Linked DNA regions of Mus musculus: regions 1 and 2 are each linked to region 3. Evidence: chromatin contacts called from ENCODE Hi-C or POLR2A ChIA-PET data. All regions are on one chromosome and are shown on one strand. Each heading gives the region's core, a stretch centred on a gene start or an enhancer-like site at or near the end of the contact. The rest is flanking DNA. Distances are from core to core; before and after follow the strand shown. Region 1 has its middle 8.8 kb from the start of Mir23a. Region 2 holds the start of Hook2 (hook microtubule tethering protein 2). Region 3 holds the start of Ier2 (immediate early response 2).

What was found. Hi-C counts contacts between places; a loop is a spot of excess contacts on that map. ChIA-PET counts read pairs that join two places held with the same protein, here RNA polymerase II (POLR2A).
Region 1: a map of heart shows a loop between it and region 3 (5-fold over the local background). The contact joins the enhancer-like site here to the promoter of Ier2 in region 3. A Hi-C loop is called at or near these places in 4 of 37 maps with a recorded cell type or tissue (heart and regulatory T cell). POLR2A ChIA-PET finds 5 or more read pairs at or near these places in 1 of 5 experiments (Patski).
Region 2: a loop to region 3 is called in a map of heart, with 8 times the contacts of the local background. The contact joins the promoter of Hook2 here to the promoter of Ier2 in region 3. A Hi-C loop is called at or near these places in 9 of 37 maps with a recorded cell type or tissue (Patski, T-helper 17 cell, T-helper 2 cell and 3 more). POLR2A ChIA-PET finds 5 or more read pairs at or near these places in 2 of 5 experiments (Patski and embryonic stem cell).

The regions. Positions count from the first base shown.
Region 1 is chr8:84,198,226-84,201,145 of GRCm38, forward strand. No RefSeq gene overlaps it. Among named protein-coding and RNA genes, the nearest start is that of Mir23a, 8.8 kb to the right of the region's middle. Within about 2 kb of position 1,371, at least 1 of the 3 ENCODE cell types and tissues checked has a DNase peak (open chromatin) inside an H3K27ac peak, as active enhancers do; it is heart, where a contact is called at or near this core.
Region 2 is chr8:84,989,147-84,992,295 of GRCm38, forward strand. It overlaps Hook2 (hook microtubule tethering protein 2), which reads left to right and starts at 1,477. Exons shown (of 21, transcript NM_001372357.1): 1 at 1,477-1,606; 2 at 2,073-2,158; 3 at 2,231-2,303. The coding sequence starts at 1,562.
Region 3 is chr8:84,661,530-84,664,677 of GRCm38, forward strand. Ier2 (immediate early response 2) reads right to left here and starts at 1,323. Exons shown (of 1, transcript NM_010499.4): 1 at 1-1,323. The coding sequence starts at 1,222. The coding sequence ends at 557.

The sequences.
Region 1 (2,920 bases), core at 121-2,620, 460 kb before region 3:
CTATCCTTGAGGCCACTACTGTGTCACCCACCTCAACAGAGCCCTGGTAACTACCCACCTTGGGGCCATGAATGGCAACCCAACCCTGTAGCGACTCTGGCAACACTGTTCATCTCCAGGGGACCCCTCTAAGTGGCAAATTGCAGGCCATACTGCCCTACACTAGGCCCCATACCGGCAGCTGAATGACAGAGCTGGGCGCCCTCCCCGGATGCGGGGGAGCGGCAGTGCCCCAGCGAGGGGGCAGGGATCTGGTGGGCCCGGGACAGTCCACAACACAGTCGGTCGCCACGGCGACAGGAGGCGGGCTGCCTGACGGCCTGAGGCGCTAGCCGCCAGCCAGTGGGGAGGAGCCTCCCTAACCGCAGTGACGTGGGGCCTCCCTGTTTGATGTCTCTGTGCTGCGTTGCCATGGGGCCCGGGGCGCTCTACGTGTGTGCCCGGGTGACCTGTGGGGCGACCTTCAGACCTAACAGGGTCCCTTGACACAGCCCTCCCCCACTCCACCAACCTGGTGCTGGTGGGATCTAAGATGTTCCACTTCCTGTGGGGCAGAGCATGACAGAACCAGCTGTGTGTGTGTGGTGTGTGTGTGTGTGTCTATGTATCTTTGTGTGTGTGTGCCTACACAATATGGTCTCACCCTGTTCTAGGCCTCCCCATTTTCTTCCCTGATCAAAAAGTTAATAGCTAAGTTTAGTGAGCTGAGGTCCTGCTGGCTCTTCTATTGGTGCTAGGGGACAGATAATGAGGGTCAGGGCAGTCGCCAGGGTCTGCGAGTTGTTGCCTGAGCATCAGTTCACTCACTGGTGAATGGATGTTTCCAGGCCACGTGTGATGGTGCAGGTCTGTCATCGCAGTGTTGGGGAAACTGAGGCAGGAGGCTCATGAGTCTTAACCAGTAGAGCCTGGGCTACACAGACTGTCTCAACAAAGCAAAATGGAATGAAAAATAAAGTGTCTACAGAAAACAGATGAGGTGTTGGCACTCTGCATCTGAGGGCAGGTTGATGAGGTCTCTGAGGGGCACAGAGAGGGCACCCCCGGAGGTTGGCTTGAGCCTGAGTAAACGCCTGAGTGTACACAGGTCTTGGACTTGTGTGCTCTGTCTGTCTCTCTCCCTTTTTCCCTCCCTCTCTCTAATTCTCTGCCTTTATATATCTTTTTCTTTCAAATTTTGAGGCATGGTCTCATAGAGTCCAAGCTGGCCTCAAACTCACCAAATAGCCCAAGGATGGCTTTGAACTCCTGACCCTGCTGCTTCTACCTTCTAGACAGGATCACGCTCTGCAGCACGGGTTGACATTTAACCTGTGATTTTCCTGCCTCAGCTTCTGAAGTGCTGGGCTAATAAGCTCAGAACCTAACTTTTTTGTCCTCATTTAAAGTGCTCAGGGGGCCATGAGGCCGTCTCTCCCATCTTCCAGGGCTTGCCCAGAGTTGGAGAATTCTGTGCCACTCCAAATCCTCCCCTGGGGCCCCAACGGGGTGGGCCTCCTTTCCCTCCTGCCCTAACCTGTCAGATCTTGCACTCTGGGCCAGCCTGCCTGTTGGGCCCCACATGGGAAGGAAGCTGCAGAGTCCCCAAGACTTGGGCCTCTGGGCTGATGGCTTGGTTCGGCTTCATCCCACACTCACACCAAAGTTCGAGAGAGTGCAGAACTAAACCACTAGTCGGTTGGGTCCTTAGCTGAAGAAGTGACCAGAGGTCACAGGTCCCTCCAGTGCTCTACCTGGCATGTGCTGGGTCACCCCTCTCCCCTAGTCTTATTCAAAGGGGAGGTGTCCCCTTCTCGCCCACAGGATGGGGACTCCGTGGCAGTATATGGAAATGTTGGGAGTGGTTGGAGAAAACTGCCCCGAGAGCAATAGCCACCCAGTTCTGGGAAGGCCCAGCCCGTGCTGTGCAGAAAGATGGTGTTCAGTGTGGGCTGGGGTCCACCCGCCTCTGTTCTGCCCTGCAGAGGGCCAAGTAGCAGTCCAACATGCCCAAGGAGGTTGGCGTGGCCACAGAGGGCACCCTGCCCCTCCTTGGCTGGGTTTTGTTCCTGGCCCCCTACCTGGGCACCAGGCCAGGCCCTGAGGCAGGGCCCCGTCCAGGGGAACAATACCACCGTGTTCCTGATGGTGGAGGGGAGGCCTTAAGGATGAAGAGGGAGAGACATGCACAGAAAAAGGGAAGGATGGAGTTGGGGGAGGGGGCTCTTTCTCAGGGATATACCCGTAACTGTGGAGTCTCCCAGAGGTCCCCGGTGGGTGGTTGGGGGAGGGTGCCCGGAAGCCTGGAAAGAGGAGGGGCGCAGACTCAGGGGTCACCTAGCCTAGAATCAGAAAATCTTGTCCACAGCAGCAAGAGGGGATTGGGTGAGATAAAAGGAGGGACTTCCTAGACTGGAGAAGGTGCAGTAGAAGTGAAGATTCCTGTTTGGCAGGACCCACCCCCCCCAGAGTACCCAGGCCCATGCCCATTCCGGATATGGAGAAAGTTGGGCCTGAGTTGGGGGACAGACTAGTGAGCGTGGGGCGGGCCGCCTCGGGGGCACATGACGGCGGCGCCCGCCCCGCCCCGCGCCCGCCCCCTGCCCGGCCGTGGGGGGAGGAGACGCGGAGGTTTTAAAGGCGATCTGGGCCGGCCGGCGGGGTGGGGCGCGGCCGGCGTCGTCTCGCCCGCGCGCAGCCCGGCTCCCCTCCCCCGCGGGGAATTGGGGTCCGACTCGGGAGAGACTCGCGGGGCGCGGGCGGCGACAACTTTCCCGCGCGGCCCGGGGAGCAGAGAGGGGGCCGTGACCGCCTGTCCCGGGAGGCAAGCACTGGATCTGGCTGCGGGCGACAGCAGGTAGACTTACGGGGCCGAAGGCCTGACCCCGGCGTGGTGCAGCGCCGAGGCCACAGCCCTTGGTCTTGACGAGAGGCCTGCTGC
Region 2 (3,149 bases), core at 227-2,726, 330 kb after region 3:
TCCACTGTGGGGCATCAACTCTGGTGGATGTGGGATGGGGGAGCCAGTTGGCAGGCCCCATGCCCAGTCCAGTCTGGAAGCACACTCCCTTCTATACCTTTCCACAGGGTCTCAGGGACTGGAATCAGGAAAACAAGGCGTGAGGGTCTGTGGAAGTGTGAATCAGCCTCCAAGGCTCTCTGGTGTGTGCAGCTGAGAGTTTGAGTGGGTTGCAACCGAGTGTCTGTAGTAGATTAACAACTCTAGTAAGATAGAGGGCGGGTGGCTGATGTCGCTGGGCTCACCCAACCAGGACAGGGTCGCTGGACTGGATCCCGGCTCATTGCCTGGATGGAAGCAGAACATTATCCCCCTCCGAACTGAACCCGCCCCAAAGCAGAGCCGGCTCCACTCCTCCCTCTGGGCACATTTAATAGCCTCTAATTACAGCACATTACCCCACCCGCCAGAGAGGGGAGGGGCTACTAGTGGACCCAGGGGTCAAAGGGCGTGGTCTGGGCTTTACCCCTGGCGTCAAAGCCCGTGTACTTTGTAGCCGCTGTTTACTCATTTGCAAAGCGGCGGATTAAAAAAAAATTAAATAAAAAAATTAAATAATACAGTTTCTAAAATTAAGAAACAAAACCTGGGAATTAAAGTAGCCCTTGTCTCCTAGGGTCGTGGAAAACATTCAATTGTCTGTAGATATATAGCTTATTGTAAAGTCTGAAAACAGTAAGCACTCCACAAATGATGTCTTGAGACTTTATTGTCAAAAAATTCTAAGCTCTCTGCGCTCCCCTAAACCGGCTCAACCGGTGGACGCACCCTTTTCCCAGAAGGATGCGTTCCTACGTTCTGCGCGCCCCCTGGTGGGCTTCAGATCACCCGCAGCTTTGGCCAGGTCGAGTGTTTTTTAGGGCAGGAAGGTGCTCAAAGCACCCGGGGCCGGGAAGGAGCAGAGTAGCTCGCAGGAAAGAGACCCCGGGCTGGGCAAGTGCTATGTCCTTTACTCAGGACATACTTGACCCTTCCTGCTCCCAACCATACCCGAGTTTTCAGAAGGACTCCAGCCAGAATCACTTCTCTGGGGAAGACGCTTTTAAGATCCTCTCACTCCACGACTACAGGATTTATAATTATTCTCTGCGCCCACATTAAGAAAGGCTCAGATCATAACGCGGCTAAACCGGAGGATTTCTTTCAGCTTTGGGGGGGAACCATTAAAGTGCCTGTGAAACTGGGTGCGGTAGATCCGCCTTAAAAGGATCTTGAGGACCACTCCACTACATAAAGAGAAGCCGCGAGGAGTGGAGGTCACCAGCAGCAGGACTGAGCCAGACTGACACCTAGCGGCAGAATGTGCACTTGCCTATGTCCCGCATCTAAGATGGCGAGGCAAGTGTTTGCAATGGGAGATCACGTGTCTGGGGCGGAGCCTATGGCTAGGGGGCGGGGTGGAGCGGGGCGGCGCTCTAGGCCGAGCGGGAGGTCTGGGCTTCGGGCGCTCGCTGGTGGCGGACCCGGAGGCTGCTGCTGCGTGCCGGGGCTCCTTGGCCCGGATCGAATTCGATCCGGAGCCATGAGTGTGGACAAGGCCGAGCTATGCGGGTCTCTGCTCACCTGGGTAGGTCGGGGGGCGGGGCTGGGTCAGGTGTGCGCCCTCTCCTCTCGTCCTGTCTTGGTCTTCTTTCCTCGGTTTTGGACCTGGAAGGAGGAATAGATCGTAGGCTTGCTGGGCCGTTGGACTCTGACCTGACCACCTGCGTCTGTCACGTGGGCAGGCCTGAGCGAAAAGACCAGGTGAGGCCACGCCCCTCTGGAGGGCACAGGCCTGGTCACATGTTAGCAGTGGGGACCAGGTGACTGGTGGTAACGCCCTGACCTAGGTTTGCAGGGTTTGCCAGGATAGGTAAAATGAAGCCACGCCCCGTCCTTGCCTAGGCGTGTAGAAGTCACGCCCCCGAAGATGTGATATGTTGGTGCTACAGGCTAATGCCTTTCTAACCCCGTGAAATGTCTGATGGCTGGGGAAAAAGTCTGCAATTCCAGGTCCTCAATTTTCCTGTTGCCCTTCCGTCTTCCCCCTTTAGTTGCAGACGTTCCAAGTTTCACCCCCCTGTGCCAGTCCCCAGGACCTGAGCAGCGGACTCGCCATAGCCCATGTGCTGAATCAGATGTGAGTGTGGCGGCTGAGTGGGAGGATCCTGAAGGGCTCCCCAGCCTGCTCATCCCATCTTTCTGCCCCTAGAGACCCTTCCTGGTTCAACAACGAATGGCTCCAGGGCATCTCAGAGGACTCAAGCCCCAGCTGGAGGTTGAAGGTGACAGGTGGACTCATGACTAGGGAATAACTAGAGGACTTAAGGAGGTGAAGGCAAAGGGAAAGCTAGATACATGTCCTGTGCGATGGACAGGCAGTCTTGTCAGGAAGAGAGCCAGATGTCTGGTGATCAGCAAGCTATTTTTGTTTATATTGAGCACCCACAATAGGACAAAAAAACTTGCCACCATTCTTATGATGTGGGCAAAAGCACACACACAACACATGTTAACTTCCAAGAGGTGTGCTGGCAAATGCTTGTAATCCCAGCTATGGTGGTGTGTTAATACAGGAGGGTGGTAAACCATCCATCATCCCGTCTCAAAACCTTTAAAAGGCCAGGGATATAGTTGGCAAAAGAGAATTTGCTCACCCTACACAAGGTCCTGAGTTCAATCCCAAGTAGCAGGGTATGCTGGGTGGGGGGTGGGAGGGGGGATGGGCAGGGGTAGCCAGACCATGTGGCACACATGGAGTCCCAGTACTTAGCAAGCCAGAGGATCAGGACATCAAGGTTATCTTGGGTGGCTACACAGTAAGTTAGAACTCATTCTGAGCCACATGACACACTGCTTCAAGAAACAAAACTGGGCTGGAAGAATGGCTTGGTGGTTAAAAATGGATACTGTTCTTCCAGAGGAACTTACTGCTTCTCCAGAGAGGACGCACAGACATCAAACAGCTCTCAACCACCTGCAACTGCTCTAGGGGATGTGACACTTGTAGCCTCTGCAGGCATCCTCATATTCTCTTTCTTTCTCTGTCTGTCTCTCTCTCACACACACATACACACATACTTTCACACACACACTCTCTCTCACACACACACACACACACATACACACAT
Region 3 (3,148 bases), core at 73-2,572:
ACGCCAGGCGATCATCTAGGTTGACCAGTCCCGGGGTCTCCAGCCACTTCAACTCTGATCGCAGATTTGATTGGTTCAGTTCAGGCTCACCCACAGCAGCCTGTGGGGGCGAGGTGACTCAAGTCACTTCCCAGTCCCTAGGGCGGGTCCACACCCTGGCCTCCTCCCAGGCCCCACACCCACGCAAGGCAACAGGAAGCACCCGCGTCTGTCCCATGACGCAACTCTGACCGCTTGCACAAGCGTGCCCACTTGTAGGGGCCGAAACGCGAATGGTAGTGAAACGGCCTTGAAAGGGCAGCCTGGCCCCTAGAGAGTTCGACCCTGAGATTCAAGATCTAGGTGTCCCTTCTCCAAGCCAAGGAAGGGACAGTCCTTTAATAGCACCTATGGACGCACGTCTGGGAGAAGGCGCCCGCGCCCCTCGCTCCTCAGTCCTTCCCCTGGCCTCTCGGCAGCTCGGGCCGCGGCTCTTCTTCACGGCCCCCGCCGGCCTTCGCCTCGGGTGTGCGTTCTCCGCTCCGGTGGCGCCGCTCGAAAGAAGCCACCAGAGCTCTCAGAAGGCCACCACAGCTCGCACCAGCACGTTGAGCATATTGTCGGCCGGGCGGCAGGCTGGCTTGGCCTCGCACGTGGGGGGCGTCGGCGGGGGCACGGCGGGTCCACAGTTCAGGAGACTGGAGAAGCGCCTTTGGAGGACGCGGGCGAGGTTAGGGAAGGCACCTTCGCTTTGTGCCGGAGGAAGCTGCAGGCGATCGGGAACCTCCGACGTCGCCTCCCCCTCCACCTCTTCTAGACGGGCCTTCTTGCTTGGTACCAGTCCGGCATCACTACCGTCGCTCAAATCGCTGCTGCTCCGGCGCTTGCGGCTGACTCTAGCGGGGGGCGGGTCACAGAGCGCAGGGGTCTCCTGGACTCGCAGCACTTCCTCTTGCGTATCCATGGGCTCCGGAGGCTGCACGGCTTCGGGGGACGCTACTTCCACTGCAACTTCGGCTTCCCGCGGCGGGTGCAGGCGAGGGTCAAGAGCCCTGCGGGATGGCGGGAACTCGGGCTGGTGGGCTTCTACCTTGGCTGAGAGGTAGACCTCTCGAGCGCTGCGCATAACGAGGGACAGCTGCAGACTCCGGTGGAGTCGCAAGCCACCTCGCTGCATGCGAGAGTGGTACATCTTCCATACCGACAGAGTCATGATGCGCTGCGCTTCTTTCTGTACTTCCATGCTTGTTCGACGAGAGTAGTTAAGTCGAGAATGGGTTAAGACGGGCGGTGCAGCCCAGACGACAAGCTTACAGCAGCAGGTACTCTGCTAGACGTTCGGGCGAGGGCAGCAAGCCGGAGCCTTTTAATATACTGAGAGTGACGTCACTGCAACACCACGCCCAACCAGAGGGCCTCATCCGGGCTTTCCACAGTGGCTAGCGAGTCCTTAAAGCAATAGGGATAAATTTACGCCTCGAAGGAAAAAGGACTTAACTACTGCAAGGAAGAACTTCCCCACTGCACCTTAAGACACTAGGTTCTGGGTTCTCAGAGTCACCAACGGGCCAGAGGATGAGGCCCACCAACGAGACGGATAGTGGGCGGTAATCTGACTGCAGTGGGGAAAACCCGGGACCGGGGTACATTCCCCGAGGGCACCGTTCATCTTGCCTACCAGCCTGCTAATTAATATTTTTTGAACAGTAAAAACGCTGCTACTTATTAAGCAGTTACTACACGCCAGTTACTACAGTGTTGAACTTTCTCTTTTTATTCAATGTCTCTGATCTCTCACCTCCACTCCATAGAAGATACAGTTTTCCAGGTGAGAAATAGGCAGCCACCTGACCAATATTTACTAAACGAATGATTATATGATTATACTATGGCGAAAGGATCAACTAAAGCCTGCAGCCCTTCTATCTCCACCTTTCTGGACATGGGTGGAAAGTGGGCACGGACACTGTACCCCGTAACCACAGATATCCACCACCTCACGACTGCTCTTTACTTTCAGCGTTAAAGATCTCCCAGTTTTCCGCAACCCAGTGGCATGGAAGTCCCAATGTCCATAGGGCCTGCGATCTTCCCTTGTCAATAGAGCAGTTTTCTGCCTTCATGCCCTCGTGAACGGAATTACTCCAAGAAAGACAGATATCTGGGTCGAGATGGCACAGTGGGTGGAGCCACTTGTTGCCAAGCCTAACGAACTCAGTTCGATTCCCGGTCCCACCGGTCCCACGCCGTACAAGAGAACAGACTTCTATACGATGTCTCACACACACACACACACACACACACACACACACACACACACACACACACACACACACACACACACACAGTAACAAAGAAAAGAAAAAAAGAAGTCGGTTCCACTTTGCATCACTTCCCAAGAAAAACTTGCTTCTAGTTGCAGAAGGGAGAAAAATTCAAATAACCCCTTTCATTTGCTGTGCAGGCCCTTTAAGAAACACCCCCTGCCAGCGGGCAGACTTCCCGCCACTGCAGCCGGCCGACTTCCCTGGCTAAATTTGGATGTAATGACGTAGGTTGGCGCCGCGAACCACTTCCGGATGCCCATATAAGAACAAGGGCAGCCGGTCTTAGCCCGAGGAGAGGGCTTCCGGGGCGGGGCCCCTTCCATCGGCGAGCACGCCCCTCCAATCCAGCCCTCAGGAGCCTAACTAAGTGTTGTCTCGGGTCGTTCGAGTCTGTTTGGTGCTACAGTTCTTTGGACAGTCTGCACGGCGTCCCGGAGAGAACTCGATGTTTCCTTCTCTCATGCTCTCACACGCTGCGGCACCGTCATGCGGGATGAGTCCGGGTGGAGTGAGATTCGCACCCTGTGGAGTTACGGAAAAACATCTTCGAAACCCTCCTGCACTCACATATGTAGAGGACAAAGTACTCAGTTCTTGGGCTGTTCTTTCTTCCCGTCTTCCTGGGGAAACTACCCGTGTACTCAGTGTTGGCGGCACGTCCCTTTACCTGCTGAGCCACCTTGCTGGCCTTTTATTAATTTTTTTTTTTTGAAACAAGATATCACCTTTATAGTTTCAGCTGTCCTGCACTGCTTCTGAGTGTTTTTTCTTTCTTTCTCCTTCTTTTCTCCTTTTTTTCTTTTTGTATTTTACCTGCTTGCATGCCTGTGCCAGAGGAGGGC